Regions from separate parts of the Homo sapiens genome. Here all the other regions are linked to region 4. Evidence: chromatin loops called from intact Hi-C (ENCODE). Cell type or tissue: endothelial cell of umbilical vein. All regions are shown on one strand. Region 1 overlaps LOC107987083 (a long non-coding RNA gene). Region 2 has its middle 22 kb from the start of CEP78. Region 3 overlaps GNAQ (G protein subunit alpha q). Region 4 overlaps GNAQ (G protein subunit alpha q). Region 5 overlaps GNAQ (G protein subunit alpha q). Region 6 holds the start of LOC124902185 (a long non-coding RNA gene).

What was found. Hi-C counts contacts between places; a loop is a spot of excess contacts. Peaks named below come from ENCODE experiments on the same cell type or tissue, not always from the same donor. Only the 100,000 strongest peaks of a DNase experiment are listed, where the experiment ranks them.
Region 1: a loop joins it to region 4, with 17 times the contacts of the local background. A loop is called at or near these places in 5 of 110 quality-filtered maps.
Region 2: it touches region 4 in a loop (19-fold over the local background); 20 of 110 quality-filtered maps call a loop at or near these places.
Region 3: it touches region 4 in a loop (7-fold over the local background); 2 of 110 quality-filtered maps call a loop at or near these places.
Region 5: it touches region 4 in a loop (5-fold over the local background); 7 of 110 quality-filtered maps call a loop at or near these places.
Region 6: it touches region 4 in a loop (2.3-fold over the local background); 3 of 110 quality-filtered maps call a loop at or near these places.

Annotation. Positions count from the first base shown.
Region 1 is chr9:78,364,274-78,369,273 of GRCh38, reverse strand. All of the region lies in intron 1 of LOC107987083 (a long non-coding RNA gene), which reads right to left. Among named protein-coding and RNA genes, the nearest start is that of PSAT1, 70 kb to the right of the region's middle. In endothelial cell of umbilical vein, a CTCF peak has its summit at 2,994 (motif pointing left); no DNase peak of the experiment used is centred here; H3K27me3 peaks cover 140 bases.
Region 2 is chr9:78,211,711-78,216,710 of GRCh38, reverse strand. No RefSeq gene overlaps it. Among named protein-coding and RNA genes, the nearest start is that of CEP78, 22 kb to the left of the region's middle. In endothelial cell of umbilical vein, a CTCF peak has its summit at 2,771; a DNase peak (open chromatin) is centred at 2,820.
Region 3 is chr9:77,766,723-77,771,722 of GRCh38, reverse strand. All of the region lies in intron 5 of GNAQ (G protein subunit alpha q), which reads left to right. Among named protein-coding and RNA genes, the nearest start is that of GNA14, 120 kb to the right of the region's middle. In endothelial cell of umbilical vein, no CTCF peak of the experiment used is centred here; a DNase peak (open chromatin) is centred at 2,212; H3K27ac peaks cover 870 bases.
Region 4 is chr9:77,974,887-77,979,886 of GRCh38, reverse strand. All of the region lies in intron 1 of GNAQ (G protein subunit alpha q), which reads left to right. Among named protein-coding and RNA genes, the nearest start is that of GNAQ, 54 kb to the left of the region's middle. RefSeq lists an enhancer at 2,260-2,554. In endothelial cell of umbilical vein, a CTCF peak has its summit at 2,499; a DNase peak (open chromatin) is centred at 2,436; H3K27ac peaks cover 1,123 bases.
Region 5 is chr9:77,839,475-77,844,474 of GRCh38, reverse strand. The region is part of intron 2 of GNAQ (G protein subunit alpha q); the gene reads left to right. Among named protein-coding and RNA genes, the nearest start is that of GNAQ, 190 kb to the left of the region's middle. In endothelial cell of umbilical vein, a CTCF peak has its summit at 2,530 (motif pointing right); a DNase peak (open chromatin) is centred at 4,494; H3K27ac peaks cover 1,504 bases.
Region 6 is chr9:77,454,303-77,459,302 of GRCh38, reverse strand. The region is part of intron 2 of GNA14 (G protein subunit alpha 14); the gene reads left to right. It overlaps GNA14-AS1 (GNA14 antisense RNA 1), which reads right to left. Exons shown (of 5, transcript NR_121184.1): 2 at 2,781-3,008. LOC124902185 (a long non-coding RNA gene) reads right to left here and starts at 2,220. Exons shown (of 2, transcript XR_007061598.1): 1 at 2,138-2,220. RefSeq lists an enhancer at 3,790-3,909. In endothelial cell of umbilical vein, CTCF peaks have their summits at 1,127 (motif pointing left), 2,260 and 3,805 (motif pointing left); DNase peaks (open chromatin) are centred at 1,112 and 2,282.

The sequences.
Region 1 (5,000 bases), 390 kb before region 4:
CTAAGATGCATTGTTAAATGGAACAAGCAAATCAGAAGACATTAGGTTTCGTGTGGCCCAATTTTTTTTTTTTTTTTTTTTTTTTTGAGACGCAGCCTCACTCTGTCACCCAGGCTGGACTGCAGTGGTGAAATCTCAGCTCCCTGCAACCTCCGCCTCCCAGGTTCCAGTGATTCTCCTGCCTCAGCCTCCCAAGTAGCTGGGATTACAGGCACGCACCACCATGCCCAGATAATTTGTGTATTTTTAGTAGAGACGGGGTTACCCCATGTTGACCAGGCTGGTCTCGAACTCCCGACCTCAGGTGATCTGCCCGCCTCGGGCTCCCAAAGTGCTGGGATTACAGGCATGAGCCACTGCACCTGGCCTAGTGTGGCCCCATTTTTAAAAATCGGTGAGGTAGATATACATAGCTACGTGTTCATGTCCAGAACAAAACCTACCGAAGTATTGACAACCTTTCTCCTTTCTTCCCCATCCCTAAAGAGAAGTGTTTCCTTACCACTTGGATCCCTCAAGAAGTGATTTGGGAGATAATAATAACAAGTGTTAGAGTCCTGGACTGGCCAGATGGTTTTACACGTAACAACATGAAAGAGGAGCTAGTGGATGAAGGGTAGCGTCTAGCTAGGAGGTAGAGAAAAAGAGGTACCTAAGAGCGTTTACAAGGAGAGGAAATGGAGATCTTGGAGCAACTGCCACAAGACTCGGCCCAGGGAAGAGAAAGCTGGGTAAAGTAGGGTTTAAGTAAATTTTGCTGTGTCATGCACCGTGTGATCCTTTCAGAGTCCGCAAGTAAATCTATAACAAAGATCTAGAACACCCACAGAGGTCTTGTGATCAGATTTGTGTTTCTTTTGCATGTTTCTGTGCTGCCCATTAAGTGAGAGCAAGAAGCCTAGCTTAACATTGCAAATGGATAAAAAATGCAAGGAAGGCTGGGCGTGGTGGCTCATGCCTGTAATCTCAGCACTTTGGGAGGCTGAGGTGGGTTGATCATCTGAGGTCAAGAGTTCAATATCAGCCTGACCAACATCGTGAATGAAACCCCATTCCTACTAAAAATACAAAATTTGCGGGGCATGGTGGTGCATGCCGCTGATCCCAGCTACTTAGGAGGCTGAGGCAGGAGAATCGCTTGAATCCGGACGGCAAAGGTTGCAGTGAGCCGAGATTGCGCCACTGCACTCCAGCCTGGGCGACAGAGAAAGACTCAGTCTCAAAACAAAACAAAACAAAAAAATGCAAGGAGGGCGGCCTAAGATACTGCCCAAGTGATCACACCTCTGCAAAATTAGGTATAGTGGGCTTTGCTACAATGAACATATATTGCATTTGTAATTTTAATAGGCACAGATTTTACTTACACTCAGGACCAGGAGTAGGGTGGGTGAGATAAATTTAACAAGACCCTCACTCTCAGGGTCTTGCCCACTCAGAGGAGGCATATGACCACCCCTGTAAGGAAGTGCCTCCTCAAATTTTGCACCCTGGCCACCCTGCTTGCTCCATGGTAGTCCTGGCCCTGCCTCCCCTCTTCTTGTGACCTATCACAGTCCTGGATCTCATTTAACTTCAATCTGGGACACCATCCCCTACACACATTATACACAGTACTTTGTCATTTCAAAAACACTTTCATACGCATATTTCACTGGCTATTCACAATAATCTCTGAGGATGACAAGACTGGTATTATAATTTCCATTCTACAGATGAAAGACCAGAAATCCCAAGGTCACACTGCTGGCAAGTGGCATCAAACTCAGCCCAGTTCAGCTGACTCCAATGCCTCTATCTCCTAGAGTTTTCTGATGCCAGGGACAAAACATAAAAAATAAAACTTATATTCTCTTATGTGTCTGAATGGGTGAATCTCTGAAGTGAAACAAGCCCAAAACCCAAATATTCACCTCTCCCATCAAATAAGGACCTGCATCTTCCCTCCCCACCCTCCCCTTGGAAACTATAGGATACAGAAGCCCACAGGTGATAAAGTTCTAGCCCCAACGGCTGCCTCACTAGGTAGGCTAGGTAGGCGCAGCCCCTCTGAATTTTTAATTAACTGCAGCCTTTCTAGGGGGCTTACTAAGCAGGGCCTGGCGGCTGAATGGCACCAGGTGTGAACCACAGGAACTCTTTGGGAGTTGGGGTGGGGCATCTGCCCAGGAGACATTAGTCTAAGAGAATCTCCTAGAGTCAGACAATCCCAGCAGGAACTCATGCAGCTAATTGCGGTCAGCATCTCTAGCTTTTCCCCTGGAATGACAGCAAAGAAATACTGTAGCAGCTAGCCCAGAGTCAGCCAGGTGGCCTGCTGCCCAGCAGTTTGCTTAGGGAGTTATCAGACCCTGAAGTACCCTGTGTCCATCCCGCTATGTTTTAGGGTATTAGCAAGATCCCAACATTGCATTTCATAAAAGTGAATATCCCTCCCCCTGCCCTCTGCAGAGTTTATTTTGGTTGTAAAAGAATACATGCTTATTCTCATAGATTTGGAAACTATTGAAAATTATATAGAAAATACTTAACCAAAAATACTACACAGAAATAATTGCTGTTAATTTATCAGTGTGTTATCGTCTATGTTTTGCTTTTCACTAAATAGGATTCACACTACATATTTCGGTTTTTAGTTTAGATTCATGGGGTACATGTGCAGGTTTGTTATGTGGGTATATTGCATGAGACTGAGGTTTGGGCTTCTAATGATCTTGTTGCCCAGGCAGTGAGCATAATACCAGCTGGTACTTTTTTAGAAACTGAAATTGAAATATTAAATCAGCAAAACACTCAATTTCCAATTTTTTTTTCTTAAAATCTAAATCATGCTTGGCAGAATTCATCCTGTTCTTGTTTACCTGATTCCCTAAAAAGAGTACAGATCCCTTTCCCTCTAGCCTGGTTCTTAGGTACACTATTTTTTATTGTATTTTATTTATTTAGTTATTAGACAAGCCTCTGCCTCCCTCTTCTGTTGAAAAGGGGAATAACTTGCAGCCAACACAAATTCTAAATTTGAGAAAACATTAAAACGAAACTCTATCCTGGGATGTTTATATAAGCTGTGCAAAGTGGCCGTAAAGAGGGTCTGGTATTACAGTACTATCCATATAACACTCAAATTAATACTTCCCAGAAAAAGTAAACTTTAAATCAGATAAGATCAGATCAGGATAAATTGTACACCCACCTGAGTAGCTGAACAAAATCAATGAAGTGATTCTTTGGTCACTGGACTAAGAGATTCAAGATTGATTTTTCCCCCTTTTAGTAAAATATGAAACTCCCTTGTAACTTGAAGTATTATTGGAGTCCTGTATCTTATGAGGATTTATGTGGCAAAGGCATAGCAATTTATCTAAAAACTTTCTTTCAACAGCTATACAGATGGCTGAATTTGCATGATCTCATCAGGCAGTGATTTCTAAAAGCATTAACCTCAGAAATAGGGGGGAAGAAAAGGTTTCCTGCTAAGTACCAGGGTTCTCAATCACAAAATTAAGTATTCCTTTGCAAACTCAGTTATATCCTAATCAGTTATGACCTCTTGCAATATTCAGTGGTCTGCAGGGAATTTTGAGTTTCTAAGGGGCTTTCTGCTGTCCTGGAAGCACTCTGTAATAAGATTGCTTTATAGGAAGTTTTTCTTTTTGACAGAGCTGCTTATGCACCGTGGAGTATTGTTGTAAAGACTTAGCCTGGCTCATCTTATCCATGAGTGGTTGCTGCCTTCGGATCATCTGATGTGTATACTGTGCTTCTCCTCTTACTGAGGGTTGCCAATATTAAGCACTGACCTTGTATTAGGCCCTCTGCATATATGTGCATGCTAACAATTAAACATCATTATCCTCATTTCTGAGGTAAATAAACCGAGGATTAAATGTAACTTACCTGAGATGGTGATCGTTCACAAGGCAGTGCTGAGAAGCAGACCCAGACAGTGAGAAGGAGAAGAGAAAAAAAAAAAAAAAAAAAAGTCTGTGCTCTTTTTAAAAGAGGAGTAGAGGAGCTCTACTCCTCTTTTAAAGGCTCTCCCTCACCTGGCAGGAAGGCACACCTGAGACCACTCCTTCCGTGGTGATGAGAATCACCTGCGAAGCTTGCTCAGCACAGCTTCCCACCCCCACCCCTCTCCCTCGCCCCAGAGATTCTGAATCAGTGGGTCTACACTGGGCCCAGAAATTGTCTTGTTAACAAATGATCCAGGTGATACTTATCATCAGGCAACTGTGGGAATGGTCTTAGACCACGAGTCACCAGCGTAAAGGGCTAGAGAGTATTTTTCTGTTGTCAGAGAGTTGAGTTCAGTACTCAACCTGGTAGTAGTGCCACACGAGCAGCCAGAGATCATTTGCAAATGAATAGGCATGATTGTTATCCAATATTTTACTTATAAAAACAGGTGGCTCCCAGGCGCAGTGGCTCACGCCTGTAATCCCAACACTTTGGGAGGCCGAGGCAGGCGGATCACGAGGTCAGGAGATTGAGACCATCCTGGCTAACATGGTGAAACTTCGTCTCTACTAAAAGTACAAAAATTAGCTGAGTGTGGTGGCACACGCCTGTAATCCCAGCTACTCAGGAGGCTGAGGCAGGAGAATCGCTTGAACCAGGGAGTCAGAGGCTGCAGTGAGCCGAGGTCACACTGCACACCAGCCTGGTGACAGAGTGAGGCAAGACTCCGTCTAAAAAAAAAAAAAAAAAAAAAACACCAGGTGGCTGGCTGTAGTTTGCTGACCCCTATCTTAGACCATTCATAATACCTTTTTAATACCATTTTTTTTTTGAGACAGAGTTTTGCTCTTGTTGCCCAGGCTGGAGTGCAGTGGTACAATCTCAGCTCACTGCAACCTTTGCCTCCCGGGTTCAAGCGATTCTCCTGTCTCAGCCTCCCAAGTAGCTGGGATTATAGGCGCCCGCAACCATGCCTGGCTAATTTTATATACATATATATATATATTTAGTAGAGGAGGGGTTTCACCACGTTAGCTGGG
Region 2 (5,000 bases), 240 kb before region 4:
CAGTGCCCTATACAGGTGTACCATTTTTAATCTTTTATGCCATATTTTTACTGTCACCCTTCTATGTTAGATACACAAATACCATTGTGTTACAACTGCCTATAGGATTCAGTACCGTAACATGCTGTACAGGTTTGTGGCCTAGGAGCAATCTGCTGTACCAGATAGCCTAGGTGTATAGTAGGTTTTACCATCTAGGTTGGTGTAAGTGCACTCTGTGATGTTCTAACAATGATGAACTCACTTAATGATGCATTTCTTAGATTCGATCCCCATTGTTAAGCATGTATACATGCACACAATCATGTTTTATGTCCCAGGATATAGCTTGTATTTTCTAAAACTAACCATAGCACTATTTCCAGTTCCTCATTGTCTTCCAGAACTTTGCTACCCTCCACCAAATGTTGAAGACATATTACCTTTCCTTTAGAGTTGGGTGGAATCCATTGCTGTCTCGGTGAATAGAATGCAGCAGACATGAGTGCATTCATTTCCTAGAGCTCCTGCAACAAAGTGCCATAGATTCGGTAGCTTAAAAAAAAAACATAAATGGATTCTCTTACAGTTTCTGAGGTTAGACATCTGAAATCAAGGTGTCAGCAGGGTTGGTTCCTTCTGAAGCTGCTTAGAACAACGGAAATTTATTTTCTCAGAGTTCAAGAGGCCAGTAGTGAGAAATCAAGGTGTCCACAGAGCTGGTTCCCAGCTTTCCCTGGAGGCTCCAAAGGAGAATCTTTTCCATGCCTCTCTCCTCGCTTCTGCTGGTTGCCAGTAATCCTTGGCATTCCTTGGCTTGTAGATCATCATTCCAATCTCTGCCTCTACTGCCACATGACATTATCCCCCATGTATATTCTGTGTCCAAATTTTCCTCTTCTTATAAGGAAACCAGTCATTGGATTAAGGCCCATTCTAATGCAGTATGACCTCATTTTAACTTGATTATATCTGCAAAAATGTGATTTCCAAATAAGGTCACCTTCACAGGTTCCAGGGGTGAGATTTCTAAGGTTAGGTCATAAAAGAAAATCCCTCTTCTGCCTGAATCTTTCTCCCAATAGATAATCACCATTGGAACCCAGCTACTATTTTGTGGGGAAGCCTAGAACATATAAAGAGGCCACATATAAAAGATCCAACTGACAGCCCCAGCGAAGGCCCCAGCCCACAGCTAGACATTTAAGGGAACGGGCCTTCAGATGATTCCAACCCCAGCCTTTGAGCTGTGCTAGCTGAAGCTCAGTAGAGCAGGGAGGAACCACCCCCACTCACCCCTGCCCAAAAATGCAGATTCGTGAGCAAAATATATGTAGTTGCTTTTTTAATCCACTAAATTTTAGAGTGGTTTGTTATGTAACATTCAATTCCCGGAACATTACCCAATGTCCACAGACCTACCTGAGACATTTGGAATCTCCTGTGGTAGGGTCACCTTTTGTCATGCGATCACGACCTGGTGATCTTGCTATGGGTTTCTTTTGAGTTCAACCATCCTTCTCTCTGGACATAGTATGAAGCAGTTTGGCTAGATACATAGGTGTTACCAGCTTCAGCCTGGCTTAAGAAAAGATGTAGCTAAGTACTGAAAGAATTTAACTACTTCTTTTGCTGGTAAGGTAGCTCTCCGGGCCTCTGGAGGACCAACCAGTGGCACAGAAGTGTAACTCTGACACTTACTAGTTGTGTGATCTGAGCCAAATTCCTCAAATTCTCCAAACTACATCCGTAAAATGGGCATTATGATACCCATCTCATTTATGTAAGCTTGTAGCTCAAGGTCTGGCTTATTTTAAGTGTTCAAGAAGTAATAGGTGACTGTTTTAATTGAAAGTTAAAATGTTCAAATTTTTTTTTCTCTTAATATGTAAAATAACCTCATTGATGGAGGTTGTATAAACTTGCAAAACACTTCCATACTTAGTAACCAACTGTAAGACTACGCTACTCTGGACTCTGGATTTTTCAGCATCAAGTAAGGGACAGTAAATATTTATAACAGCAACACAATCCTTGTTGCCACAGCTCACAAGGGCCTATTTATTAAAACAGGTGGCATTAAGCCAAGAGTGACTATTAAATTTGTAAGTTGAATTTTTTTGAATAGTGATAGCCCCCTTACTAAGCAAAAGAAGACAAAAAAAAAAGCCCTACTTCTAACACTTGGGAATTTCTAACTAAATAGTTTCTTTTTTGTGATGGCAAGATTTATCCCTTATATTAGAAACACACGTGAGACCGTGAGACCATGAATCCATGGTATGGGTTTTAAGACTGCAGAATTAGCTGGACTTAGGGAGCACTTAGTTGATCCTCAGATCTCAAGTGGGGGCCAAATTTAATGCTTCTGAGTAAGGTTATTTTTATACATGAGATTCTATGTACTATTTACTAGTAATTTTTTTCAGCTTTGTGCATGCATCAAAAACTCAGTCATTTTACAAATTGCAACATAAATAGCAATTCCATCCACACAGTTTTTGGCAGAAAGAAGTTTCTTTCCACAAAATCCACTCAGTTTTGCTTGTTTTATTCTCCTATTTGCCAGTATATACTAAGGAGAATCCATTCTTACTGATATTGCTGGCCTTTTTAAAAGCCTTCCCACTTGCCTCTTACAAACTGAGGCTCTACTGACAAATGGCTTTTTCTCCCTGCATTCTGTGGAAAGCTTACAAATGCTGAATGCTAAGTGGAAGGCAACCAAAACCCAAATTCACAAACGTGTGCACTTGAAAATGTGCAGTTGGAGTCAATCCTTTGTCTGGAGCCCAGAGGAAAATACTTGATTCTGTTACTAGGTGGCAATGTTCCTTTACCAAAAGGGTGGTTATTAGCGTCTGCTCTAAAACAGAAAGGAAAACGCTGCCTTCTTGACCCATCCTTAGCAACTTTTTAACCAGACTTCTTGGTTTAAGACCACAAAGAGACATCAGTAATGTCAGAAATTCCAAGGTTGGAGTGCACAAACGAAAACTTATTCCCCTGGTCACTGTACATTGCAAAACTCTATGATATAAAGCACATGGTTGCTTCCAATGACTGTAAAAATCCTCTCTAGGCTGGGACTAGAAGTATATTCCAGGCCTTAGTGAACAAGTGATATAATCTCACTTGTCCAATGATCAGTGGTATAGTATTAATTTTATTTATGAAAAAACAGCCCTTGCATTGAGGTTCTTTTTAAAAAAAGGAGTTTCTTCCATCCCATTATCAGTTAGGGTTACCAGATTTAGTAAATCAAAATACAGGACAGCTAGTTAAATTTGAATTGCAGATAAACAATGAATACACTTTTTAGTATAAGTATGATCCTTGCAATAATTTGCAACTACTGATACTAAAAAAATTATTTGTTATTTATCAAAAAAAGTTCTGAATGAGTGGGCCTGGTACCTACATTTTAAAAAATACGGTGTTTTCCGTACAGATAATTCTCAGATCACACTTTCAAATAGCAAGAGTCTGAAGCTGTGAGATCATGAATCTCCTTGAGAATCAAGTCTTTTCCCAGAAAACACTCATATAAACTCAATACTTTCACACAACTTCAGTGAAAGAACTGAAATTCAGAATTGGCTAGAGCCTACAAACCTCATGAACCCCAAGTTAAGCACTAGCCTTAGTAATCTCATGTGGTTTACTGAAAAGCTTGGCTCTTCCACAGAAGTGAGATGAGAACAGGCTCATTTTGAGCCCTCCCACTTGGCCTACTCTTTGTCCTTCCCAACACTTCTCAGCACAAGGAGAGCATTTTTTTTTTTTTTTTTTTTTTTTTTTTTTTTACTTTCCACAAGAAATAATCCATAATCCCCTGCAACAGTATGAGTTCCCTACTTAAGTGACATGCTTTTTCTTTAGTGCCTCCCAGTTACCTCTGTAAAAGGATTGTTTGGAAATAGGGTCTGCCTGAATGAAGCCTAGAGGCTGTAAACAAAATTCCTCTTCATCAAAGATGCAAGTAAACAATTCTGGGCCAAACTGAACCACAGAGAGGTCATCTTAAATGCCCATCAAGCCATAAAAGGGTAGCCAGGGGATTGAAATTTTACACCTGTGTAAGGCAGGGAAGTAATACTGAAGTTAAAATAAAATAGCAGGCTCATACACTTAAAGATGGTTATTAAGCAGAGGTTGTCACCTTATCTCTGTGAGAACTAGTCTTGCAGATGCCTTGAGAAGAAGGAGTCCCAGCGTGGGACTCTGAGGGCCTTGGTGTGCTGACCCTGTGGCAGGGCCATTGCCCACTACACACTAGCTTTGGGTGGGAGGTGTAGAAGTTGCAGTGAAGTCCCACACTCATGGAGCAGCTGTAGTGCTGAGAAAGTGCATTAGAAGGCATAGGTTGTGTTCAGAGATAAGGCACCCATGATACCCCTCTGAAGTCCCTTTAAGGTGCTCATCCTGCCACCTGTAAAGCATCTAAGGCACCCTGGCCCCAGGTCGGGGGATGGAACCACAGTAAGGCTGTGGTATTACTGTCCCTTGGAGCTGAAATAAGTGCCGGGTAAGATGGCACTGGGACTTGGTTGAGTCACTAAGGTAGAAGTCCCAAGGCCCTCCATTAAATTTCTCCCACCTGAAAGTCTGGGCCTCATGAAGGTAAAAACTGCTACACAGGGAAGGTGTCTCTGAAGCTGCTGGAGCTCCCTGTTGGGCTGGACCAGAGCCCTTCCGTAACCTCGGCACTCTTGCAAGAGAAGGCAACCCCACTGTATTATACTCTCATGGGCTGGAATAGGCCGGAGTCCCAGGCTTTAGCGCTTTGGGTTTATAGGGATAACCACTTCTCCAGAAGTACCATGGTTAATTTATTTCAATGACTCTATTGGCTAGCCTCCTACTGGCTCTCAACCTAGCCTCATGGACCTCTTTAATTCATAAAGGTAGGCTGGCATGGGGAGAGTATTGCTCCATTTTCCTTTGGAGATGGAAGTCTTAGTATATCTTAATTACCAGACAATGGAGTCTTCATTCCTTCTTTAGATTTGCCTAACCAA
Region 3 (5,000 bases), 210 kb after region 4:
CAGGGCCCTGCACTTGGTTTAATACTCTTCTGTCTGTGGCCATCTTAAACAAGGACCCCACATTTTTATTTTGCACTGGGACCTGCAGATTCTGTAGCCAGTCCTGTCCACTAAACACTAAAATGAGAGATTGGTAGTCCAGAATCATTTTTTTCCCATACCCAGAGAGCTGCAGACATCCTTGTCTTCGCCTGTGCTCACAGAGCACGTGATACTTAACAGGAGGAATATATCTCTCATTTTCTGTTAAATTTAGTTTCACCTGATGCCTCTTAATTTTAATTCTCTTTTAGAAAATGACACTAAACGTGCTCTTCCTGATTAATTTGCAGCATGTTAATATATACTCTAATTAGCAGCTGATTTCCTGCCTCACTTCCCCAGTGGTACCAGGCTGATGTGCCCAATGAGGGCATTCAGAACTAATCATTGAATCCATGGCAGCCCAAACTTATAGTTTAATATATGCCCCACTTCTCCCATCCCCTTATGGCCCCCACATCCCTTAAATAGACTGTCAACTTACTAAAAGGAAAGAGATAGCATAGAATTTAAAAGAGCTTGCATTCAGGTTATGTGTTCATTAAACTGAGTTTCTAAAGTAGGTGTTAGTGATACCAGTGATTCCTCCTCTTCTCATCTTAGGGTTGCCCATTGAACTGGGATAATGGATAGACCCACTTAACCTCCAAAAACCGACTTACTAAAAACTATGTAAGAACTGGGTGAAATGTTTTATTTTTCATGATCTGAAAATATTTTTCAGAAAATGAAAAATGTTTTATTTTTTTCAGAAAATGAAAAATGTTTTATTTTTCATGATCTGAAAAATAAAAATCTTAAGCAGTGTTATCTTTGCTTTGTGATTAAATTTCCAAATCGCCTGGTGCTCATTAAGAATTCCTGTGGCACAGATACAAAACATATACAATCTTTTTGTTTTGTTTTAATTCAGCACTCACTAAAGTGACCAGAGGTCCATGATGTTCAATTTTCCTCCCACTGAATAGCAAGTTCTTGCCCGAGTTCTTGCTCTGGGACTGGTTAAGCCAAGAGGAAAAGCTTATAAAATGTTTGAGGTAATTTAGGGCAGTCCGAGCCATCTGACTAAATGATTCACAGGTTGGAATTTCAGATGCTAGTTCACATAGAAGTAGAGCTGCTTCCGAAGGGAAAGACAGTAACGAGAAAACACTAGTGGGAGGATCTTTTCCGACAAAGGCCTGTTGTTGACACTAATAATAAGCTCCCTGTGTTTTGTTGTTGTTTTTTATTCTGGCAGGCACTGGCCTCGAGTTTTCTGGTTTCAGCTAAGATTGTGTTTTTTGGGGTCTTGGGATGGGAAGTGAAGCCTTTACCTGTCTTTCCACAAATCCTGCAAGCACTGGGCACATTATAAACTAACCAGCATCTAATTGGATACAATTTCTGTTGATTATCAGACTGAATAAATGTTCATCATTACATGTTGTGTTCTTTCTCCTCTTATCCACAGAGAAAAAACCCTATAATTGTAAACCTAACTTTGTTGAATTATATACACATACATATAACCCTCGAAACCCTGAAATTCATTTAGAATTCTTAATATCCTAGACCATATGCTAAATTCTCAAACCTGAAATTTCTCAAGTTATACCAATCATTTCACTAATTATTCAGTACCATTCACTAGTGTGCATCATTATGAGGAAAAGCTGCTACTTGTTGTTATTTCATTACCCAAATACACAATCCCCACTAAGAGTTCTTGTCTTGGCCAGGCGCGGTGGCTCACGTCTGTAATCCCAGCACTTTGGGAGGCAGAGGCGGGCAGATCACGAGGTCAGGAGATCGAGACCATCCTGGCTAACACAGTGAAACCCTGTCTCTACTAAAAATACAAAAAGAATTAGCCAGACATTGTGGCGGGCGCGTGTAGTCGCAGCTACTTGGGAGGCTGAGGCAGGAGAATGGCATGAACCCAGGAGGCAGAGCTTGCAGTGAGCGGAGATCGCGCCACTGCACTCCAGCCTGGGTGACAGAGCGAGACTCCATCCCAAAAAAAAAAAAAAAAAAGAGTTCTTGTCTTTTTCTACTAAAGAAAAGGGTCATTCTTGTTGGAATTATTACAGTCTGCATTCGTTTTCTTTTCAACCGAGTAGCATAGTCTCAGTAGATAAGAAACACGTGCATTCTTACCTCACCTTCTTCCTGCCTGTGTTACAGAATTATGTGAATATTGAATGGAGTTTGCAGTTCCCATTTCCTTCCTCCAGCAGCTGTGCCCACCCTTTCAATAATGTTTGGCAGATTAGTTCTTCTTCCTTTTTTTTTTTTTTAAGGTAGTCTTGTGCTGTCACCCAGGCTGGAGTGCAGTGGCGCAATCTCTCAGCTCACTGCAACCTCCATTTCCCAGGTTCAAGTGATCCTCCCACCTCAGCCTCCCAAGTAGTTGGGATTACAGGCGCATGCCACCACCCCTGGCTAATATTTTTATGTTTTGGTAGAGATGGGGATTCACCATGTTGGCCAGGCTTGTCTCAAACTCCTGACCTCAAGTAATCCACCCATCTTAACCTCCCAAAGTGCTGGAATTACAGGCAGCAGTCACCGCACCAGGCCGATTTGTTTTTCTAACAGTTGTTTAGCTGTCTAACATGAGGTGCTACTTCAGTGGGGTTCAAGGAGCAAAGGTTTACCTTGCCCTCTGTCTTCCCAGGCAACACAGTTCCTCCTTTTTATTGGTGTCTGCATATCACTGGCAGAATTAAGGAATTCTCAGTGCTAGCCATCTCATTCTACTTTGTTATCAGAGTGAGTTTATTCAGAATTTACTACTCAGTCAGAAACTCCACTCAGAACATTTTGGAGTCATAAATAATGTTACAGGAGAAATCTTTATGATGCCAACACCAAGAGTGCCCTGGAACATCTTCAGTAGCCCAGTCTAAGACTACTGCTAACCGAGAGGTCTCTCCAAGCTTCAAAATCCACCAGGTTGCTTTAGGACTCCTGAGTGGTTTAGCAGTGTTGAAGTAGAACCTGTAGAAGAACTAGTTCTTAAACAAAAGTCCCAAGACAGATTTCTTCAGAAAACACCTCTCAAAATAAAGGGATGCTTCAACTGCTTTTCTGCTTGCCGTTAAAGTTAACCAGTCCATTGTCTTAGAGTGAAACTCAAGATGGTAGTGCATCTTGTGGCAAGAAGGGGAAAGCCTTTGAACCCATGCTTTCAAGTCCCAAGCTCAGTGTTTCTTCCACAGTATTTCACTTGAACATCAAGCTTAGGTGGAGACATTCCTGTCTCTGAGTTGAATATCACATGGCAGAAAATTCCAGGGCTAAATATTTATTGAGCATTTATCATGATCTAGGCACAGAAAGGGTCTTAATAAATCATCTAGTTCAGTCATCTTTTACAGTTGAGAGAATTGAGGCCCAAAGAGATTAGAGTATTTGGGGTTATTCAGAGTTAACTTCCCATTAGCAGTTTTAGCAAAAAGTGCATAGAATTCTTCTAAAAGGCAGTTTTGTGTGGTGGTTAAGAGCTCAGACTCTATAGCCAGACTGCGTGGATTCAAATCCCAGACCTGCCACTGTCTAGCTGTTTGACCTTGAGGCTCTCAGCGCCTTAGTTTTATCACCTGTCTTTGGGTTATTGTAAAGATTCAGTAACAATATATGTGAAATATTTAGCACAGTCCCTGACATATAGTAAATGCATGATTATTTTAATAATATAATGATTTCTAATCTAAAAGTCTAAATATAATTTCCTTTGATAATTTGCTACTTATTTGGGGCTCAGACCGTGAACACTAAAACCTCAAAACATTAAAACTCAATAAACTCCTTGTATTTGGAGAGTATATTAGGGTACTCTTGCAGAAGGGGCAGGTTGTAGGTGGGCACCATGACTTCAAGATTTACCTGTGTTAAGTGTCAGGATGGGCTGAGAGGACATAAAGGTGGGGGAGGATGTGCATATAAAATCCTACGAAGACAGACCAAATTGGGATCTAAATTATTCTTTAAGTAGTTTTATCACCTTTTAAGAGTTTTTTTACAAGAGGCTTTTCTTCAGGTATCAATAGTCTCATCCCATTTTATCGAATTGCACTAGGAGCTTCTTGTAGAAATCTAAAAAGTTACACTCATTGTTTGCACTTTCAAGTGCTTAGTCTTATACCCTGGCTTGTATTACTTGCTGATAATTTCAGTGTAGATCTGAGTGCCTTAGTGAGATTATAAGCTCCTTGACAAGAGTAGCTAGTGATGCATACTACCAGAGCAGCTGACTGCCCACCCACATGGTATGTTCAGAGCAGTGGTTCTCAGCAGAGTTAGGGGGAGGCTAATTTGTCCCCCCATCCTGCCCCTCAATGTGTGGAGACATTTGGGTTCTCACAATTAGGGGGTGCTACTGGCATCTAGTAGGAGAGGTCAGGGATGCTGCTGAACCTCTTGCGGCACACAGGACAGCCCCTCACAACACATAATCATCCAGCCCAAATGTCAGTAGTGTCGAGGTTGAAAAACCCTGCTTTGGGGGAACCTAGAGGGCCGCCATACCTTTCTCCCAACCCTTCCCCTTGCCAACTCATTGACATCAAGAATTATGAAGTTAGAGGTTCATTTATTTGGTTTATGACAGACCCTTTTAAAGTGCCAGTACACACTAAACGTTCCCTGACATTTATGTGTTAGGGTAATTTAGTTTGTCCAAAATCTCTTTCCAAATGTAGGTTTTATAGAGATTAAGAACATGAAGTCAGAGAGTATTTCAGAAGGGAAAAAAGCACTGGACAGGGCTTATTAAAACCTAAAGTTAATTAATTTCTGCTAAGGACAGCCATACCTTTCGTAACCCCCAGAGAGGTCCCACATAGCCACCTTGTTCAAAACAAGAGCAAAGGGCATTCACTCAGAACCAGTCTTTCCTTATAGACTGTCCTTCCCTTCTGGCAAAGGCAGCTCCAGTTGTCACTAGTTAAACACCCACACTTGGACTGCAGACT
Region 4 (5,000 bases):
CGTTGTTTTTCAGCAAATAAACATTAACCAAAATCAGGTAGCCAAGATGCCAAATCATGTAGCAAACCTACACATAGGGGGAACAAAGAAAAACTGAACATGCTAAGTAAGCCATCTTTTCACCTAGCGTCTTAATTGTGAGGCATATATGTTGCATGTTGCTTGTGAAAGTATCTTAGTATCATAAGATGCAGTTCAGAATTGTAATCAAAGAAGGGGCTATTTTTTAGTCTTCCAGAGAGTTCAGTCTCCCCCCCCTTGGGCATGCACCCTGGGGCTTTGGGACCTCAGAGGTTCTTTTTATTAGCTTAATTGTTTAGCTCGTTAACTGTTCCCTTGTGCTTTCCTAGTAAGGGGCACTTCCCTACTAGAAGGGGATGAACTCCAGCTGGTATTGAGGTCATATGAGTGTAGTTTTGATTGAAAAAAAGAACAACATGGACACAAATATTGGCCATGACAGGTAGATATCAAATAGTTCTTTCATATATTTTAATTTTAATTTAATTTAATTTAATTTTTTTTTTTTTGAGACAGAGTCTCGCTCTTGTTGCCCAGGCTGGAGTGCAATGGCGCCATCTCGGCTCACCGCAACCTCTACCTCCTGTGTTCAAGCAATTCTCCAGCCTCAGCGTCCCGAGTAACTGGGATTATAGGCATCCGCCACCGTACCTGGTTAATTTTTGGATTTTTAGTAGAGACAGGGTTTCACCATGATGGCCAGGCTGGTCTTGAACTCCTGGCCTCAGGTGATCTGCCCACCTCGGCCTCCCAAAGCACTGGAATTACAGGCATGAGCCACCACCCAGCCGAATTTTTATTTTATTTTTCTGAGACAGAGTCTTACTCTGTCACTCAGGCTGGAGTACAGTGGCACAATCTAGGCAGAGGCAACCTCTGCCTCCCAGTTTCAAGCGATTCTCGTGACTCAGTCTCCTGAGTAGCTGGGATTACAGGTCAGTGCCACCACGCCCGGCTGATTTTTGTGTTTTTAGTAGAGACATGGTTTTACCATGTTGTCCAGGCTGGTCTTGAACTGACCTCAATTGATCCACTCGCCTCGCCTCCCAAAGTGCTGGGATTATAGGCGTGAGCCACTGTACCTGGCCCATTTTTTTTAAAAGTGAAAAACCAAACTAAAGTGTGATAATAGTTTTGAACATTTAGTGGAGTGTAAGAAAAGAGAACCCATTTGACTCAGGTTCACTGATAAAGGGTTCTATTTCCTTTTCTAGGAGTTGAGCATTGCTGTTGGTTTTGTGGGAGGTAATATTTACACAATCATACTGCTGTGGATGTAGCTAAATAGTTTATTGGTTAATCCCCACACAAGACAGGAAAGATGTAATTATAACTACAGAGAGAAAACAATCATCAAGGTTTTAAAATCTAGCAATGCAAAGGGAGTGAAAGAGCAGACAGAAGCCTGAGGCTAGAAGGCAGGAAAAGAGGCAGGAGGGAGAGGGACCTTGGTACTCATTTTCTTCTTTTACATGGTGGGATGTAGAGAAATACTGTGTAATACTGCTGAAACAGGAAACAGAGCTAACCAATTGAAGGACTAAAAATAGTATAATCAAGAAAACTAGAGACAAAATAGAGGTGAAGTAAGTGTGAATGAGTTAGATACGGGGGAGGCGGTAAGTCAGTAGATTCTGTCTGAAGTTGACACATCAGGGATAGAAGCCTGTCATTTCGTTAAGCTGATCACCATAGAAGGACTGTAAAAGCAATAATGGAAGGGAGTGGAAATGGGGAGTATGGGCCCAGAGACACTTACTTTCCACTTTTTACCATGCTTCTGTTTAGGAAAAGTTACCTGCACATGTATTACTTTTCATATAATTTAAGAAAAAGGAAGAATTTCAGCAAATTGTAGATGTACAGTGTCAGGAATAATTTTCCACGCATACTATGACATTACTGTTATTACTAGGGTACCAGGGACTGCTGTTGCCACTGGTGGAGGGTTCTGGTTTCCAAAGAATCAGGACAAGGGGGTTAAGTTGGGGCAAGGTGACAGATAACTACACCCATGATCCCATTCAGGTATTCAACTGGTTTCATGGTTGGATCCTGATCAAAATATGGCAGAAGTATTTAGATAGAAGAAACATAAAGGAAAGAACCCCACTAGCCTTCTTCAGACTTGCAAAGTGAAAATGTTCCTCCTATAAGGGGCTGCTGGGGAAGCCCAGCACCCTGGCTAATGCTCCAGGGTTGCAGAACCCCGCTTCTTGTTCTGGGATGCCATGGCCATTCTGGAGAGTGCATGTCTGCGTTGCCTTTGTTTTCTCTAGTCTGAGGAGTGGCTGAGCTTCAGGGCACTGACTTCCTCCCAGGAACTTCCTGAAAGGGGAAATTTCGACTTTGCTGTATGAACACTCTGAATGCCTGTGGGTTGAACAATGGTAGCTGCTGTTGTTTTTTTTTCAAGAGGGAGCTCAATTTTGTTTTGACCTTGGGAAGTGTGGATAGTTGTGTTCATGGCGCCTCCATGTGGGCGGTCAAGGAAGAAAGTCTTGGGGTAGGAGCCCTTGGAGAATGAGGACTTGATTTTGCCATTTTTGCTTTTGGCCTTAATCTGTGTTGTTGTGGAGACAGTAGTACTGAGATGGGGTTAGGGTGGGGAATGGAGTGTGGAGAAGGGCCAGGGAAGGAGCTAACTAGAGGGTTAGTGCCAATAGCTGAAGGAAGCGCTCTGCCTTAGGAGGCTTTATAAATAGTTGCCTTTATCCAGTGTGTCTCATTTTGCCTCTCTCAGGCCTAATTTCTAAATAATCCCATTTTTCAAGATAAAGGAGATAAAAAGGGGTACTCTGAGATTCTCCCAGCAGGTGTGAAATCCTGCCTAATAATTGTAGCTGCAGATTTCTCTATCAGGAATTGATTTGCTGTTAATATAGTCTAGTGCTTGATGCTTGCAAAGTCATATGCCTTTGGGATTCAGGCAGGTGGTTTTAAATGAGTGACACTGGGTGGGACCTCTGGCCAACTAAAACCTTATGGCTCATTGAAGCTGTTGTTCAGCTTTGAATGTTGCCATGTATGGAGAGCAGGTTTTTAGGCTTGCCAGAGCTTCCAGTTTTTCCAGGTAAATAAAATATCTGCTTTTTATGTGAAATCTCTTGGATTTTAAATGTTGCCAACTAATCGAAAAGCTTAAAACTATTGTCTAGAATTAAAAAACAAGCCTGGGCCGGGCGTGTTGGCTCACGCCTGTAATCCCAGCACTTTGGGAGGCTGAGGTGGGTGGATCACGAGGTCAGGAGTTTGAGACCAGCCTGACCAATATGGTGAAACCCCATCTCTGCTAAAAATGCAAAAATTAGCCAGCGTGGCAGCGCGTGCCTGTAATCCCAGCTACTTGGGAGGCTGAGGCAGGAGAATCACCTGAACCTGGGAGGCGGAGGTTGCACTGAGTTGAGATCGTGCCATTGCACTCCAGCCTGGGCAACAGAGCGAGACTCTGTCTCAAAAAAAACAAAAACAAAAACAAAAAAAAACCAAAAACCAAAAAACAAAAACCAAGCCTGTTGAGTGGATAGTTTTTGGCTGCCAATTTTTACCACTGGTTAGGACTCTTAACACCTGACCCCAGTTGTTCTTCAGCCTTGATTGTTGAAAATGAGCTGAACATTTACTGGGCACTTTACTTTGTGTTCTACCTTTTTCTAAAAGCATTTAAAGATGCTTTTGTTAAATATAAACTAATATAAATTAGAAGCAGGTGGAAGACAAAAAGTTAAAACAACTGCAGGATAGTAAATGGAATCAGAATGAAATGATACACATAATGTCAGTGAACCTCAAACTGGGCATGGAGCTTGCTAGCAACTGGCATAACATAGAAGCCTTATCAGTTATACCACTTGTAGTATCTTTAAAACAAACTGTTTAACAGTGACATGGCTCTTCCCGATGCCAGGATCAGAAGGACAGCTCTCAGAAGGGTCTTCAAAAGAACACACTGAATCCTATGACTCTCATTGCAGTGAGAGCTTTATAGGATTGTTCTTCCTGTTGCTCTCCATTAAAAGGCCGATAACGGGGCTGAGCGCAGTGGCTCACGCCTGTAATCCCAGCACTTTGGGAGGCTGAGGCGGGTGGATCATGAGGTCAAGAGATCAACCATCCTGGCCAACATGGTGAAACCCCGTCTCTACTAAAAATACAGAAATTAGCTGGGCATGGTGGTGTGCGCGTGTAATCCCAACTACTCGGGAAGCTGAGGCAGAAGAATTGCTTGAACCTGGGAGGAGGAGGTTGCAGTGAACCGAGATCGCGCCACTGCCCTCCAGCCTGCTGAGAGAGCGAGACCTTGTCTCAAAAAAAAAAAAAAAAAAAAAAGGGGGGGCTGATAACAGTAAAAGTGTAGTTTGGGAAATGAGATACTAGCAATGGGACCTTGGGTAAGTTGCCCTATTTTTCTAAACCTGTTTCCTTATCTGTATAATGAAGATAATTATATTAATACAAAGCAACCACTCTCAAAGGACCATTGTGAGGCTTAGCTGGTACAGTTTGAATAAAGCACTTATTGCAGTTCTTGGTACCCAGTAAGCATTCTGTAAAAGTTGGCTGTGGTGAGTTAGAGAATTGCTAGCAGTGAGAGCTTAGTTGTCAGAATGATTTAAATGTGACTGTCCAAGATTTATTTACGGCACTTAAATGTTTTCGTTTGCTGCAATACAATTTTTTATCCCACTTAATCCTGGGTCACCAAAAAAGTGTTGAGTTACTTATGTACAGAGGATTTTGCAAGGCTCTAGGGGATGGGCCCTGTAGGGAACTTGTATTTTGGCTAACTAGGTAAAGACACAATACAAGACAGGGAGCACCAAGGGCCATCTGAGCAAGGCTGAGTCGATCCATTGAGGGGTTGTCACAGTGGGCTGATACCAAACTAAGACTTCACAGTGATCCACTTTATTATTTGGCAGGTAGAATTTTATAGTTTGAATCATTCCAAACACTGTACAAGAATATTTCAAGCTATG
Region 5 (5,000 bases), 140 kb after region 4:
TCTGATGGTTTATTTTATTCCTATGCATTTGTCTCTGGTTATATAGAGAAATAATATAAAGAAAAATCCTTTAAGCCAATATAATGGATTTTTCATTTCTAGACATGATTTTAATGGAGGAATGGCCCAGAGTGGATGGGGTTGTTGAGGAAGAGAACAGTGGGCCCCTTCATGGCCTCTTTCAATTTGACGTGGTCTTGTCCTCTTGCCCAGGAGTGGGATCATTATTTTAGATGTGAAGCCCTTGGTAGTTTCCATTGTTTTCTGCTAGATGAAGGCTTAAAGGGACCAATTAGTGCACCACAACCTTCTTGGAAGTCCACTGTCATGATAACTTGAGATTAGTGTTCTGTTTCAAATCCCAGGAACTCCAAACCTGGAATTTTGTAAATTACCCCAAAAAGAAATTGAGGCCAGTCCTGGGAGAAGTGTCTTTTACTGTCTCCGTGGCAGATTGCATTAGAGTAATTTGGCACTTATTGGATTCTGCCAGAATGGTGGGGTGTGGTCAGCATAAGAAGTTTCTGAGTTATAAGGACCTGATATGATAATGAACCCAGACACAACCCTCTGAGCCACAGACCCATCCAGGCCCTCAATTAAGGTCCTTGAGATGGAACTGCAAATGGGCTTTAGGTGGCTTAGTCTGATGAGTAAGCCATGACTGACCCCATGCAGAAAACATGCCCAGGAACAGCTGTTTAAATTGTGTTACAAAGAAATTACATCCCCATGTTTGTGTGTTCATTATATTTCCAAAGAAACCTTTAGGTTCCCTGTAGACTTCCTTTTACTTCCACCTCGAAAGCCAATTTCAGAATAAATGGTTCACCTGACACCAGTTTCCTCTGACTTCATAGGGCAAATATGCCAAACTACTCTATCCAAGGGGTCAGCATCCATCCCACCCATGCTTCTGCACAAAGCAGAAGCTAGTGATTCTTATCTAGGAAGACTGACACCTGGCATGCCCTCCATAAACAATAAATCATCACTCAATTATCTGGAATCACTTTGGTGGGCTCTGTGAAAGGAATAAAGAAATTATTTTACTGGGCCTTGACCAGTAAAACCAGGCCAGCTCTATAAGGGCTGTGTCTCTCACCTTAGCACTCTTCTGCTCGCTTCCTCTGTCCCTGCCTCTGCAGCCTCCTTGCTGTCTCTAGGACAGTTTAGCCTCCCTCCCGCCTAATGCTCCACCCATCTGCCTGTCTTCCCCCAGATATCCGCATGGCTCAAGGTGGAGGGAGCAGGCCAGAGGGAGGAGCAGGGAGGTGATCACATGCATTGTTTCAGTGCCACATTAATGTTTAAGGATGGGTTAGATTGATCTTAGATAGTGATATCTAACTTTTGTAAGATCCAGTTAAGTCTTTCAAATTTGTATTATTAAGAAGGCAATAATGCATTAAATAAAATACAATCAGATTACGCATACCTTAGTCTGTGTGTTCTTTTATTTCTATATATTTCTTTCTGCAGATATCCAAAATAAAAGGTTTGCGCTCAAAGACTTTATGGTCTGTCATTTGAGCCCTTTCAGTAGGGATGGAAAGACTGGGATTGAGGGACTGTGGATCATGTGCCTCTATTAATGAGTATCTTTGCATTGAGATTGTATCTAGAATTCTAGGAGCCTGGCAGAAGATACACGTACCCATTGGAACCTTGTAAAAGATGCATATGTTCATCAAAGTATCCCAAGGTTCCGAAGCCATCTCAGCTTGGGTTGGGCCATATGCCTGGAGGTCCCTGATGCTGCAGAGGTGCTATTCATCCAAGACTGAGAGAATCCTAGCATGGGAAACCAGGGGAATCTCTCAGTGTCTCAGCATCCTCAGCCTTGGAAAGCATGCTGTAAGCAAGATGACCTGTGTTTCTCCACGATTCTGTCTCTCTAGGCAGTCTTCAACAAAGCACCTCCAAAACATAGCAAATAGAAATCAGAATTCAACAAGTATCTTTTTTCTAAAACAATGTTGTTTTTCATTCCTAAATATTGAGGTTCCCCCTACATTCCACCCAATAGCATGTCTGAACTGGTTTTGATGAAAACCAATTTATTTTCTCAGCCAAGGAATGTTGTTTGTCAATTCTGTGCCCTTCTGCTCACATGGTACTGTCAGGATTGATCAGACCGTAAAGAGGGAGCCTGGTTGATGGTTTCAGTTCAGCTTTTCTTACTACAGTTAGAGCCTTGAAGCCCAAGTGGTAGTTTCCATGCCAGTGCAAGGCAGTAGTTACTCTCATCCTTTCCTAATAATAGCTAGGGTTAGAGGAAAGCTAGAATAGGGGATGGGAGTTGTAGCTCTGATGACAGCTCTCTGTGAGGGGAAGACAGTCAAGGAGTTCACCTTAATATAATTTCTTAAGGCAGAGAACTCCCCCTAGAGGGATTTGATTTATTGAAAACTAAACTTCTAGGTCACATAGTTATTAACTAATTTCTAAGCTATACACCTGCAGAGGAGTGAAAAGGCTATTCTCATTTTTAATATTTTGGCATAGATCATACAAAATTTTGTGATAACCAAAACTGAAGCCATGCTTTTGGGCAGTAGAGGGCACTCCCAACTTGAAGACACAGAATAGAAGCGTTTTACCTTACCAAGAAACCACTGAGCCTCCCTACTAAGAACTTATGACTCAGTTTTTCCTTGTTTTTAAGAATAAAACTTGAGTATTAAGGATGGTGTCTAGTCAGAGTCTTCCATATAATGAACGTAGTCCTGTGTCAGAGGAGTTTGACCAGTGCCAAACTGTGCGTTGCATAGTTTACATATTATTTGTTTCACTTACTCATTTATGTGTTTACATATAATAGTTGGGCACAACCCTTGATAAATCTAAAATAATAATGATTCTTGTAGCTTCATTTGATATACAAATTCTAGGATGCAGCTAAGTTGGAGGCAAAGGGGGAAGAAGAACCTTAGAATAAAATATAATTCCTGAAAGGAACATTTATACCAAATTGCAGTGATTTTGTCCAATTTATTGTGAGAAAATTGCCGAATACTGATTGTTCCATTGCCAATCATTTCTCTGTGGCCGTGCTGGTTTAAATATATACTGAGAGCTTTGGGCTTTTTTCCTCCCATTTGCCCTTGCAGGAAATGTCAATGTAAAATTTGACTCCAGTGTGAGATGCTGGATAATTGTTTATTTAAATGCTTCCAATGTCTATTTTTACTGCAAGCCTCTCACCACAAAGCAGTTAAGAAAGCTTCTCTAATATATGTGTTATACATTCGGAGTTTTCTTTTTTTCTTTTATAGGTAAGCATAAACTCCCATGGGGGCAGAAAATATTACGAAAATTCTTTGTATGTGTGTCTGTGCTTCAATACAATTTGGTTGGGCTGGGGTTTTTTTGTTTGTTTGTTTTTTTAACATGAATACATGAGGTGTGATATCTGGGCTTCACGTGTAACAGTATGAGCTCAGCAGTGACTGGTAGAGGGAGTGCTGTTTCTTCTACCATGTGTCTTCCCCAGAGTCCAGTTAATACTCCTTGTATAGTGCTCAGGAGTGGCCTATCGGTCTGCTTTCCCTACCTGTGTCCCTTTCATCTCTCTCCAGTGCTCTCCCTGAAGGGAAGAGTATGAATTGTGACCCTGGGCTCAGATAAAGGAACTGCCCCACGAACTTAAGGTCTATGCCCAAATCATCATCTTCTCACCCCTTCCCTAGAGACAAACACATTGTCATGATCTAGACTATAAAATCAACAATGGAAGACTGATAATTCATTTATTCTTTTTTTCTTTTTTGTTTTAAAGTATTTGATTCAGATGTAAGACCAAACATGTTATATATGTTATAAAACAATCAAATGCAGCCAGGTGCAGTGGCTCACTCCTGTAATCCCAGCACTTTGGGAGGCCGAGGCAAACGGTTCACCTGAGGTCAGGAGTTCCAGACCAGCCTGGCCAACATGGTGAAACCCCATCTCTACTAAAAATACAAAAGTTAGCCAGGTGTGGTGGCGCATGCCTGTAATCCCAGCTACTTGGGAGGCTGAGGCAGGAGAATTGCTTGAACCTGGGAGACAGAGGTTACAGTGAGCCAAGATTATGCCACTGTACTCCGACTCCGACTCCGTCTAAAAAAAAAAAAAAACAAAAAGTAATCAAATGCACACATCTGCACCAAATACCCATTTGAGAATGAGGACAGAGATAATAAACTTGCATCTATCTACATGCTAATTCATTCATTGTTTTTTGAAGGAGGTAATGTTCTATTTAGAAGTATACCAATTATTTCATGTCACCAGACTGTATCTTTAGAGAAGCCATTATTCAACCAACCATTTACTGAATACACTATGCATCCAAAATGGCAAAGGAAGAACTATAACATTTTCTTAAAAAATGAAACATGTACTTTGGAGCATTTGCAGAGGAAAACGCACGGGTTCCCAGACAGGAAAAATGAATTAAAGATGAATCACTGAGTCATTTGGAAAGGTTATGCTCTCCATTTGCCTGTGAAGAAAATAAAACAGTCCAAAGTTCAACTTGGCTCTCAGAAGTCTCAGAAGTGTTAAGAAACAAAGCTCTCTGTCATCATAACTTGGCACAGGAATGCTAAAGTATTAGGGAAGGCATTTTTGGGTTAATGTTCTAATTAGATACATAGTTCTTATGTATTTTTCAGCACTTAACCCACTATGGAGTAAGGTACTTTTTCTTAAATAGAAAGCTTCCACCCACCTAAATTTAATAACAGTGTTTCCTCCAAGTTAAAGTATAGCCACGCTAGTGATCAACCCATACCTTCTTGCCCTTCTGGTTATCTCCAGTTCTTGGAGCCTCGTTCAAGTTATGGCCCACATGATGCTTCAGGGCAGGCAGCCCATGCTGCTGCTCTATCACTGGCAGTGCCATGAGGATTTCAGTACCACAGGGAAGCACATACTGGAATGCAGAACGTTACCTTTTTCGGGAAACCTGTATTTAAAATCAAATGAGGAATCTGAAGGCTATAATTTGGAAG
Region 6 (5,000 bases), 520 kb after region 4:
TGGTAAAATATACCTAACATAACATTTGCTATTTTAGCCTTTTTTCTTTTTTTTCTTTTTTTTCCCTGAGACTGGGTCTCACTCTGTCGCCCAGGCTGGAGGGCAGTGATGTGATCTCAGCTCACTGCAACCTCCACCTCCCGGGTTCAAGTGACTCTTGTGCCTCAGCCTCCTGAGTAGCTGGGATTACAGGCGCGTGCCACCACACCCAGCCACTTTAGCCATTTTTAAGTGTACAATTCAGTGGCATTAAGTACATTCTCATTGTTGCGCATGTCCCTTACTTTTTTATCATGAGCAAGGGATGGAGGGCGATGACTTATTGTTGGTGACAGAGTGCCATGAGGAGGTGGGGCTAGAGTCTTGGGCAAGGGGGAGAAGAGGACAACCCCCCCCCCTCCAGCTTGTGATAAAAGGAGCTTAGGTTCTGCAGAGAGGTGGACTTTGTGGAACTCTGGAAAGCACAGTAGAGATACTGTTCAGGAATAAATGGGCCCTGATTTCTGCTGTGTCCCCTCGGGATGTAGCCCTGCTAATGCCAAATTTGCTTTGAAAGCCAGAGAAAAGCCCTCGATGTTGATAAACAATCTGTGATACAAAAGTGCACAGATTTCTTTAGTATCTTTACTCTAGGAAAACAGTACAGTAAATTGAGAAGAGACTTCAGTGCAAGTTCTCTTCAAATACGTGGGGCATCCTTATACTAAAAAAGCGTTTGTTGTTTATCCGAAATCCAAATTTAACTGATGTCCTGTATTTTTATTTGGCAACCATATTCTGATGAGACTTTGATATCTGGGCTAACTAAATCCGGAACTTTCGCTAACTGTGCCCTACTGTGATGGGGTCTTCTCACCAGTCACTAATCCATCAGAAACCCACTGCAGGTTCAGGCGCGCGTGGCCAGCGCATTCCTAGTCCGCCACACTGCTACCCAGACAGAACATCCACTGCTTCCACATTCTCCCCAGGCTGCAAAGAGTTCCCAGGAGACTTTCTTTTCCCCCCTCAAAGCTGTGCACTTGGGCCTGGTTTCACCTGCAGAGAAGTGGGTAATGGCTGATAGAGGAAGAAGCGGGTCCCTAAGACAGTCGCCTCTGCTCCACAGTGCCATCTAGAGGAAAGACAGGACATACGCTCTGAGAAGCGCAAGGCTGGGGTGTTAATAAGCAGGCCCTTGGGAAATCTGGAGTGCCCTGTTCCCCTCATTATGATCCCGATCCCAGGCAGAAATGCCTGTGGGCTATCACTACAAAAGGAAAACAACCAAAAATGCATCCAGGATTAAAACCACCGTTTCAAAAGCACATCATTAAAGCAAGCTGTGACCCAGATGTTTGTTTTGGTGTGCTTAAGAGTTTTTCAAGCAATTGAAAAGAGTGGAAAAAGTGAAACACCAAGAAAAAAGAAAAAGAAAAAAAAAAGCAGAGCAAGGAATGTTGTTGGATGATTCTCTGTGAGCCAAGGAGGACCTTTTTATTTAAAAATCTGTAAGCTTTGGTGTTGAGGGAGAACTACTACAAAACTAGACTTGAATTATCATTGGAGCAGGATTTTGAAAATTTATTAAGAGTAGCAGGCTGGGCGGCGTGAGGGTGTCTATAGCCCGGATGAAGGTGCTTATGAAGTAAAAGGCATGTCAATGGGAAATGTGGTCGCTGGAAACATGTAGTTAAATTCAGTGCAAAGAGTAGGACAACCTCACATGTGTCCTTGTGTGCAAGGGAAATCAGCTGCCCTCTTGGCTGCTTTCTCACACTCCGGTAGGGCATTGCCGGTCCATCACACAGAGCTGTCTATAAGACACTGATGGAGTACTATGGAAAGCTTACGGGCATACACAATTGGGCTTAGTCCCTTTACCACTCATTCACTTTATAATTGCAGGAAGCAACTTAAGTTCTCTTGTCAATTTTTATGTACTTCAAAGAACTACTAATAAAATTCGAATTTATAGAACATAGACCCCCAAGGGGCATTTTGTGTTGGTGATAATATTCTACTAACTTGAAAAGTTGCAGCAAAGATGCGCCTTCCACTAAACTCTAACTCAGTCTCTTTCTTTTTCTCTCTCCTTGTCTCTCTCTTTCTCTCTCGCTCCCACTTTCTCAAAGGGTCAGAATGCCTGGGTTCTTACCTTCATATTAGCTCTGAAACAGACTTCAAGATAAAACCTAGCTACGTCGTTCTGGCTGAAACTTTGTAAGTGTTAGGTATAAAGTAAGCACCCTGGGTCTTGCTTCTGTTAATGGGCTTGCAATTGTGGAAGCTGCCACTACGTGGCGTCGTGAGTCACAGTGAATCCTAGTGAGTCACAGGCATGAAACCTAAGTCCTGGCTGTCCCTAGTCAAGGCTATTTATGGTCCTAGGTAAGTACGTAAACTCGTCAGCTGTGTTTATTTTTTTTCATAAACATCACATTGATATTGATATGGATGTAAACCTCTGACAATAATTATTAGCTGATTTATTTTTTAAATATTGTATTTATTTTTACTATAATATTTTCCAATAACTATATTATATTTATTGTATAAATAATATCCTTTGGAGTAGGGTTAAAGAATGTGGGCTGGCATCAGCGATGTACCTTCAGAATGTGTCTTATCAACTCTAGTTTTTCATACTCTGTTTTAGAAAGAACATACGTTACTCCTCAGTTCCACGGTGAATATTAGCAAGTCTTCCATATGGAAACAGTCACATCGTGCTTTTGGGTCTTGGTGTCAGATATTCTCTTACACCTGTTTATAACTTACCAAGGAAAATGCTTACTTACTTGTTTCCAAGCCCTTCTTCTATTTCTGGAACTTCGTTTTCTACTTTCAAGCGGGGTTTAGCTATTACCAAGTTCTGTACTTCAGAGAAGTTTGTTTTACATTGTAGAAGAGCACTTGCCAGGCAAGATGTGCAGAAAACTATTCCTCTGGGCTTTACAACATGTGTAATGGTCTCTTTCTAGTCTGGAGAGTTGCACAGGCAGCCAACTGTCCCCACTCTTTCCTTCCTTTAAAATGTAAATGTATTTAAATCAATAGGGTGTGATGGTTAACAGCCTAGGCTCTGTTGGTCAGGCACGCTTGGAATTGAATGGTTGTTCTGGTACTACTTCTTATCTTCTCTAGGCCTCATCTGTTTCCTTATCTATTAAATAAGGGTATTAAAGTATCTTATTTCCTGGAGTGGTTGTAAAGATCATATATGATCATGCTTATACTAGGTGGTCACAATAATGGCTCAGTTTAGATTAGCTATTATTATTATTTTATTTCATTTTTATGTATACCCTATTTCCTTATACAACACATTAGAGGCTACTTATAAGACTGTCTACCTTAAAATAGTAATCAGTGCCAGAAAAGTTTTTGAATTAAAATGAAAGAGTGAGGCTGGGCAGGGGCCTGTGGGGGAATGAAACACAGGTATTGTAAGATACAAGTACTCATAAACTTCTACTCAGTTACTTAGACTTAGCCACATATTTGTTTCTGAGCTTCCCACTAGCTAAAGTGAAAAGAGAATCAGGTTCACTCATGCGATTCCTATGGACCACAAGGCAAAACCTACCAGTCTCTCAGCGAAGCATAAGGGGTCTTGGTTCTTAACTCCAAGAATATATATTCCTTATGTGGGGCATCATGTGAACAGAGACAGTAACCCTAACAATAACCCTATATGAGGTATCGTAGACACTTTAAAAATATAAGCCGAGGGAAAAGTAAGAGGTAGTTTTGCTCCCCAGAGAACTGGGAACAAGACCATGTGCTGGGCAGAATTCTGAGATTCACGCCCCCTGGTGTACACGTCCTGCATAATCTCTTCCCCTTTGGGTGTGGGCAGGACAGTGTTGGCTGTCACTCCCACGATTAGATTATGGGATATACAAAGTGAAGTCCCGATGTAATGAAGTCCCTAATCAGTGGCTTTAAGTAATCAAAAGGAGATAATCCTGGGTGTTCTGACCTAATCAGCCCATTAAAGAAGATCTAGAGTTCAAGGAGAGTCTCTGCTAGCCTTGAAGAAGGATACTGCCATGCTGTGAGAGAGCCACATGGCCAGGAACTGAGGGCAGCCTCTAGGAGCTGAGAGAGACCTTCAGGTGACAGCTGATGAGACAACAGGGACCTCAGTCCTACAGTCCTGAGGACCTGGATCCTGCCATCAGCCTGAATGAGCTTGGATGAGAGCACAGCCAGCAAACATCTTGATTTCAGCCTTGTGAGACCTTGCACAGAGAACCCAGTTATACCATTGCCTGGACTTCCGACCTACAGAAACTTTGAGATCATCAAAAGGTATTGTTTCAAGCTGCTGAGTTTGTGGCAATTTGTTACACAGCAATAGAAAACTAATGCAAACCATATGGCTGGAATCCACAGCCTTTGAATAGATTCAGAAATAAAATCCAGAACATCTAGGGCATTTCCCAAACTAAACATTCATGGGAGATGCTAATATATGTGTCACATTAAAAGCAAAACAACTTTTTTCGTTGACCCTGACTGTTCGCATTAGAAAGGCCTTTGCTCTACTGGTGGGGCAGAGAGTCAGGTTTCTGGGTTGTAAGCAACAGAAATAAACTGACTCACATTTGCAGAAGAGAGTTTATGGAAAGGCTATAGTGAGGTCATGGAATCAAGGAGCAGGCTAAAGAAACAGTCTCAGAATGGACAGGAACCTGAAAACTCCAGGGGTCTCACTTCCAAAAAAAAAAAAAAAAAAAATCCTGATGGCCAGTTGCCACCAAAATAAAAGAATTTCATCTGTTCCTTTTCCCCGTCCCCACTATTATCAGATAACTCCCCTCAAGGTTCAACAGCTCAGCAAAGTCTGAGTGGCCTGGCACTTAGCCACAGGAGAGCAGGAGACCTGAATTAACAGGTGTGCCAAGATGCACACAGCGAGCGAAAGGTTATCCTCCCAAGCTCAGTTGTAACCCGAAGGAGAGAGAATGGATAATGGGCCACCCAAAAACAAAGGGGGTTCACAGAAGTAGATC